Regions from separate parts of the Homo sapiens genome. Here region 1 is linked to region 2. The links are chromatin contacts, found by Hi-C or POLR2A ChIA-PET in ENCODE. All regions are on one chromosome and are shown on one strand. The core of a region is the stretch at or near the end of the contact, and the rest is flanking DNA. Distances in the headings are between cores, read along the strand shown. Region 1 overlaps C9orf50 (chromosome 9 open reading frame 50). Region 2 overlaps LOC124900275 (extensin-like).

Region 1 (2,914 bases), core at 116-2,615, 110 kb after region 2:
TGTGACACCTACTGGCAGGTCCCAGCCACCTGGGATGTGCCTTTATTTGTGGGGCAAGGAAGGACGCTCCTCATTGCCTGGCCCATGTGTGCCCCTGGCCTTGGGTTCGCGAGTGTTCACCTCTTATCTGGCTGCAGTGTTGCGGAGGCCAGGAGGAGATGGTACCCCTTAGGGCAGCCTTGCTTCAGGACCGACTGCAGCACCCGGTTGGGCAGGAGGGACTCCTAGAGTGAGACAGAGGACCAGCTGGCTGCTACCAGGACCTCGGGGCAGGGGACTGGGCTCCCAGTGGGATTCTGTGCTGAAGCCCTGTTGGGCAGGTAGTGCTGTCAGCCCCATTTTAAAAGATGAGGAAACAAATGCAAGGTCAAGCACGGTGGCTCTCGCCTGTAATCCCAGCAGTTTGGGAGGCCAAGGCGGACAGATCACCTGAGGTCAGGAGTTCAAGACCAGCCTGGCCAGCATAGTGAAACCCTGTCTCTACCGAAAATACAAAAATTAGCTGGGTGTGGTGGTGGGTGTCCCCATTGCAGAGGTTGCAGTGAGCCAAGATTGCACCACTGCACTCCAGCCTGGGCGACAGAGCAACACTCTGTCTCAAAAAAGCAAAGAGAGGAGAGGGGAGGGGAGGGGAGATGCAGAAAGGAACTGTGATCGGAACCCAGGCACCTGGCTTAGAGCCACCCCTTGACAGCTGCCCTTTGAGGGAGATGCAGGAACACAGGGCGTGGCCACTGCAAGCCCCCACGGTGACTTGGCTCTCAGGGAGGGTCCACTCCCAGCCCCAGCCACTCCACCAAACAGGGCTGCTCCCGGAGCCAGCTGCCAGCAGGGGCTCACCAGCTTCTAGGTCCAGGAGCAAGACCATTTGCCCACCTGCTCCAGGTTTCTGTGCGGGTCCAAGAAGGCTCGGAGGCTGCTTCGCGGCCTCTGAGCAGCGGCCTTCTTCCATGAACAGAAGGGCAGGCTGCTGTTCATGGAGGTGTCCTCAGAAAGGTAGCCCTGTGTCTTCTGGGTGGACCTGGGGGAGACAGGACCCCATGAGCTTCCTGGACTCTGAGTCCCCGGCCCACCCATGGCTGGCAGGGCCCTTGAGGACCCACACTGGCAACCCGCCTGCTGCTGGGTGGGGAGGTCTGTAGGCAAGGGGGGTGGAGGGCCCTGGCAATGTCCACGAGTCCCATCCGCTTCCCTGGAGCCTCACAGGCCAGCGCAGTCCCAACACGAGGAGCTGGCCAGGGTCTCCTCCTTGGCCCCAGGGTACAGGGCTTTGGGCAAACTCTCCAGCCGTTTTCCGACACTCCCAAACACCCGCTCGGACGCCACTGGCAGGGCGGCCTTCTGGTTCACAATGACGCTCTGTTGGACTGCAGGAAAGAGGGCAGGGTGAGATCTCTGCCCAGGAGGAGGGCACTGGTGCCCCCACCCTCTTTTCCTCCCTCTGGCAGGCAGGGCCGGTCAGAGCCCTGTCTCCATGGCAACCCCAGGCTCCCCAGCGCCTTCTGGCTGCCTCCAGAGAAGCCTTGGGTTTTAAAACCACCTTGCGTGACCATTTCTGTTATACCCAAGCTGTGCCCCTGCGCACCCCCACTCACGCTGCAGCCGGAAGCGTGCCCCCTTTCTCGCAGTGGGGAGACCACTTACCCCATCATAGAAATCCCAGAAACCATGCTGAGAGCGTTGAGGGCTTCAGGGAGGGCTGTCTCAGGGATGGGGGCTCTTCCTGTCCAACAGCAGCCATGCGAGGTGGTCCAAGGACCCTGAGTTCCCCAATGGCTGCCCCAGGATGGAAAGGGCTGGGAAGCAGCAGGCTGGCCCCCACGTCTCCTGGGCACCCTGCTGCCCGGGACACCATGATAGCTCCTTATGGCCAGTGGCTGACACGGAATCATCTCCTGTATGCACCAACTGCCATTCACATGAAATTGTTTCTCTTGGGCTTGTCCTGGCCTTGGATTCCCAAGAGGGGCCCGGGGTCACTCTGGCTTCTATATGTGGCTCTGCGTCACCCACACAAGCCCATCCTGCTTCTGGGGCCTTGGTTTCCCCACCAAACAAACAGAAGTTGGGCAAAAATCACAGCTTCTAACTCCAGCTTCCTGTCACGCTAAGGAGGCTGCGTCAGATCCCTCCCAAATCAGCGAAGGTCCTAGGTTTGCAGGGCATCGCCCACAGCTAGACCTTGAGGCAGACATTTCCTGAAACTGCACATAGTGGGTGCTCAATAAACAGCTAGAGGACATTGACTGTTGGGGACCCTGGGGGCTGCTGGATCCTGAGAAGAGGCTGGGCACACAGAAAAAGGTGGAGCTTAGTCAAGGTTATACCAGAGTAAGAACAGGGACTTCTCGCCTGCTTCTCGAGACACACTTCAGAAAATTCACTGGGAATGGCCAGGCGCGGTGGCTCATGCCTGTAATCCCAGCACTTTGGGAGGCAGAGGCAGGTGGATCCCTGAGGTCAGGAGTTCGAGACCACCCTGGTCAACATGGAGAAACCCCGTCTCTACTAAAAATACAAAATTAGCCAGGGGCGGTGGCGCATGCCTGTAATCCCAGGTACTCAGGAGGCTGAGGCAGGAGAATGGCATGAACCCGGGAGGTGGAGCTTGCAGCGAGCCGAGATCGCGCCACTGCACTCCAGCCTGGGCGACAGAGTGAGACTCCGTATCAGAAAAAAAAAAAGAAAAAGAAAACTCACTGGGAACTGCAAAACAGACACCATTACATCCAGGGTCTGGTGGCTCTTAGCTTCCTTGCTGGACCTGGCAGTGCCAACTGTCTCCAGGAGAGAGAAAGTTTCCGCTTCGCGGCTTTTCTGGGCACCTCCTCAGGCAGGCTTCGAGGTCTGCCTTCATGGATGTCAAAGGAAGATGCTTCCAATGGCATCTGGACCTCCTCCAGCCCCTGTAGGC
Region 2 (2,990 bases), core at 21-2,520:
CTGCCTGTAATACCAGGCCCAGTGGCTCAGCCAAGGTCAGGTTCCAGACAGTGGCTGGGGTAGTGGCAGGAGAATGAAGGTCTAGACAATCACAGAGACTCTGGGAGGCCCAGAGAAAGTGGAAGCCAGAGAGGAACCCAAAGTCCCAGAAACTGCAAAGAATGCCAGGGAGAGGAGGAGAGAGAAAAAGGCCACGTAGCAGCCCTGAGCCCGAGAACATGTGCCACATTTTCTCTGTCTGTGGGTCTGTTGAGTTTGGCCCAAATGGCTCTGAGCTGACTCTGCAGCCACAAAAACTTAGGGCCTTGAAGGTCCCATCCAACGCATGAAGGACTCTCCCTGGGATGGAAGCAAAGAGGGAAAAAGGATTACAGGCACATGCCTATAATCCCAGCTACTTGGGAGGCTGAGGCAGGAGAATCACTTTAACCTGGAAGGCAGCGGTTGCGGTGAGCTGAGATCACGCCATTGCACTCAATCCACCACACCCGGCCAATTTTGTATTTTTGGTAGAGACTTGGTTTCTCCATGTTGGTCAGGCTGGTCTCGAACTCCCGACCTTAGGTGATTCGCCTGCCTCAGCCTCCCAAAGTGCTGGGATTACAGGCATGAGCCACCGCACCCAGCCGATTTTTTGTATTTTTATTAGAGACAGGGTTTCGCTGTGTTGTCCAGGCTGGTCTCAAACTCCTGGCATCAGGTGATCCACCCGTCTCAGCCTTCCAAAGTACTGGGATTGCAGGCATGAGCCACCGCGCCTGGCCCAGGCAGTGTTCTTTTCCCTATTTTGCAGATGAGAAGACCAAGGCTGAGAGAAATTTGTAGTCGGCCCAGAGCTATATATACAGCAGGAAGCTGCGGGAATTGCGATTCAAACTTTCAGGCCTGCTGTCTCCCTGGGAATTCTGTTCTCACTGCCTCCATATAAAGAAATACACGTGCAGGAGGCAGCCCAGAGCACCCTCCTCTCCCTCCCAAAAACCCACACAGTGATCCTGGCCAGGCCCCCTGGGCCCAGGAGGAGCCGTGTCCCCATTAGGCATCTCTGAGCTGTGCTTTCACATTGGGGTCCCCCCCACCAGGGCTGGTGGAACACAAAGGGGGGTGGCCAAGGCAGAGAAAGAGCCCGACAGGCCAGGAGCCGGCTTTTCTCCCTGCTTTCTTCCTCCCTTGCTTCTTTGTTAAGCTCCCTTTCAGCTGAACCGGCAGAGCCTGGGTGTTCCGAGCTGACAATAATTGCTGCGTCTAGACAGTGTCTGGTATGAGGCCTCCCTCTCCGCGCCTCACCGGCCTCCCCGAGGCTCCTATTCCCAGCCCCGCTGGCCCCTGCTCTGCGCCCTCTGTTTCCCACACCCCTGCCCCTATCTGGCTGCCCAGGGTGCCCTGTCCTGCCTCCCTGCTGCTCTAGGCCTCCCTCGAGTTTTCAATCCTTGCATCTCTTCCTCCCTCCCCAGCCGCACCCCAGGCGCTGGCCCCATTCCCTCCCACGGCCTGAAATTCAGGGAACAAAGGTGGTTTTGCATCTGGCTGTGGCTGGGAGACCTTCGAAGGAGACTGAGCCAGGCAAACCCTCCCCTCCTGGCTCTTGGCCCCCTAGGAGCCAGAGACTCACATTGCTGGCTTCTGAGCTGAGCTGGGAAGTTCTGGGATTGATGCTTGAGACACCCTTAAGGCTCCTTCCCTCGTCTTCCTATCCGGCCTGGATGGGAACCCAGAGAAATCAACGCAGGAAAGACTTAGGATAGATACAAGGAAGAACTTCCTGGTGACTCTGACCGGCAGACATGGATGGGATGGTTTCAAGAGCTTCAGGGGACAGGAATTCAGTCTTCACAAGGTCTAAGAGTTCCTCCTGCCAGGCTCAGATCTGCAGCTCTGGAAGATTCCCCAGAAGCCAGAGTCTCCTCACTGGTATCAGATGCTCAGGGTGACCCCGAGATAATAACAACCACAGCCAGCATTTGCCCAGCCCTTGCACCAAGTGCTGTGCAAACTCTGCATGCATATCAATTGTTATAATCCTCTCCAGGGCCCTGAGAAACAGAGAAAATGAGCTTATGATTAGTTCCATTTTACAGATGAGGAAACTGAGGCACAGAGGGGTTAAGTAACTTGCCCAAAGTCACCCAGCCAGGAGAGGAGAAGCCAAGATTTGAAGCCACAGAGGTTGGCTCCAGAGCCCCAATAACGACCAATGATAGGAACACGAAATGCTTAAAATCATCTACCCGGGACTGGGATGAGCCCTTGGCGTCTGGTGTTTCCTTGCATCTCACAGGCTGTTAAGATCCAGGGTTATGCCCACTATCTAGATGAAAAGAGAAGAGCTTGGGGCTGCAGGCTGTGACCAGATGGTGACCTAACTCCATGTCAGAAAGGCCGAGCCATCCAGGCTACTGGGCTGCAAGTAAAAGGCTCACTGTGGAGCGGGAGCTCAATACATGTGCGGGACCATTTCCCACTCCTTCCTTCTGGGCTTTCTTGGGCACCTCCTGCCCTGATCAAGCTGGGGGAGACAGAGGCCAATGTGTGGCTCTGTCCTCAGGAGACCATGGCCTAGAGGAGACTGGCAAAGCAGCCAGCTTCAATCTGGAGGAGGAATTGTGATGATGCAAGGGATATGGGACCTCTGGGAGCCAACAGGAGGGACCCTAAATCCAAGAAGGCTTCCTGGAGGAGGTGGAATCAACATGGCTTCCTGACAGATGAGTAAAAGTTAGGCGGGCCAAGAGGGGAGGGAAAAGTGCTCCAGGAAGAGGAAATCTACACATAAGAAGGTCTCAAAGTGGGAGAACAGGGTAATCTAGAAGAACTAGAGAAACTTAAGCAGCTGTGTCAGGTCAAACAGTGGGTGGGAATCACGAGGCTGGAGCCCAGCTGATCAGGAAGGCCGTCGAGTGCCAGGTTGAGAGCTGGGACTTATCCCCAGGCAGGGAGGCCTATTGGGAGACTGCTCTGAGAGTCCAGGCAAGTGGGGCTGTGTTGACTGT

Evidence for each region. Hi-C counts contacts between places; a loop is a spot of excess contacts on that map. ChIA-PET counts read pairs that join two places held with the same protein, here RNA polymerase II (POLR2A). Pooled maps may share reads with other maps.
Region 1: a loop to region 2 is called in a map of dorsolateral prefrontal cortex, with 3 times the contacts of the local background. The contact joins two enhancer-like sites. A Hi-C loop is called at or near these places in 70 of 168 maps with a recorded cell type or tissue (A673, CD14-positive monocyte, CD4-positive, alpha-beta T cell and 47 more), 8 of 37 single-sample maps with no recorded cell type and 38 of 50 pooled maps. POLR2A ChIA-PET finds 5 or more read pairs at or near these places in 21 of 52 experiments (A549, AG04449, AG04450 and 16 more).

The regions. Positions count from the first base shown.
Region 1 is chr9:129,612,231-129,615,144 of GRCh38, forward strand. It overlaps C9orf50 (chromosome 9 open reading frame 50), which reads right to left. Exons shown (of 7, transcript NM_199350.4): 5 at 1,205-1,367; 6 at 877-1,021; 7 at 1-224. The coding sequence ends at 117. It also overlaps a transcript of NTMT1 not described here. Among named protein-coding and RNA genes, the nearest start is that of C9orf50, 7.4 kb to the right of the region's middle. Within about 2 kb of position 1,366, at least 3 of the 41 ENCODE cell types and tissues checked have a DNase peak (open chromatin) inside an H3K27ac peak, as active enhancers do; they include dorsolateral prefrontal cortex and stomach, where a contact is called at or near this core.
Region 2 is chr9:129,499,246-129,502,235 of GRCh38, forward strand. The region is part of intron 2 of LOC124900275 (extensin-like); the gene reads left to right. The region is part of intron 2 of LINC00963 (long intergenic non-protein coding RNA 963); the gene reads left to right. Among named protein-coding and RNA genes, the nearest start is that of LINC00963, 12 kb to the left of the region's middle. Within about 2 kb of position 1,271, at least 14 of the 41 ENCODE cell types and tissues checked have a DNase peak (open chromatin) inside an H3K27ac peak, as active enhancers do; they include dorsolateral prefrontal cortex and stomach, where a contact is called at or near this core.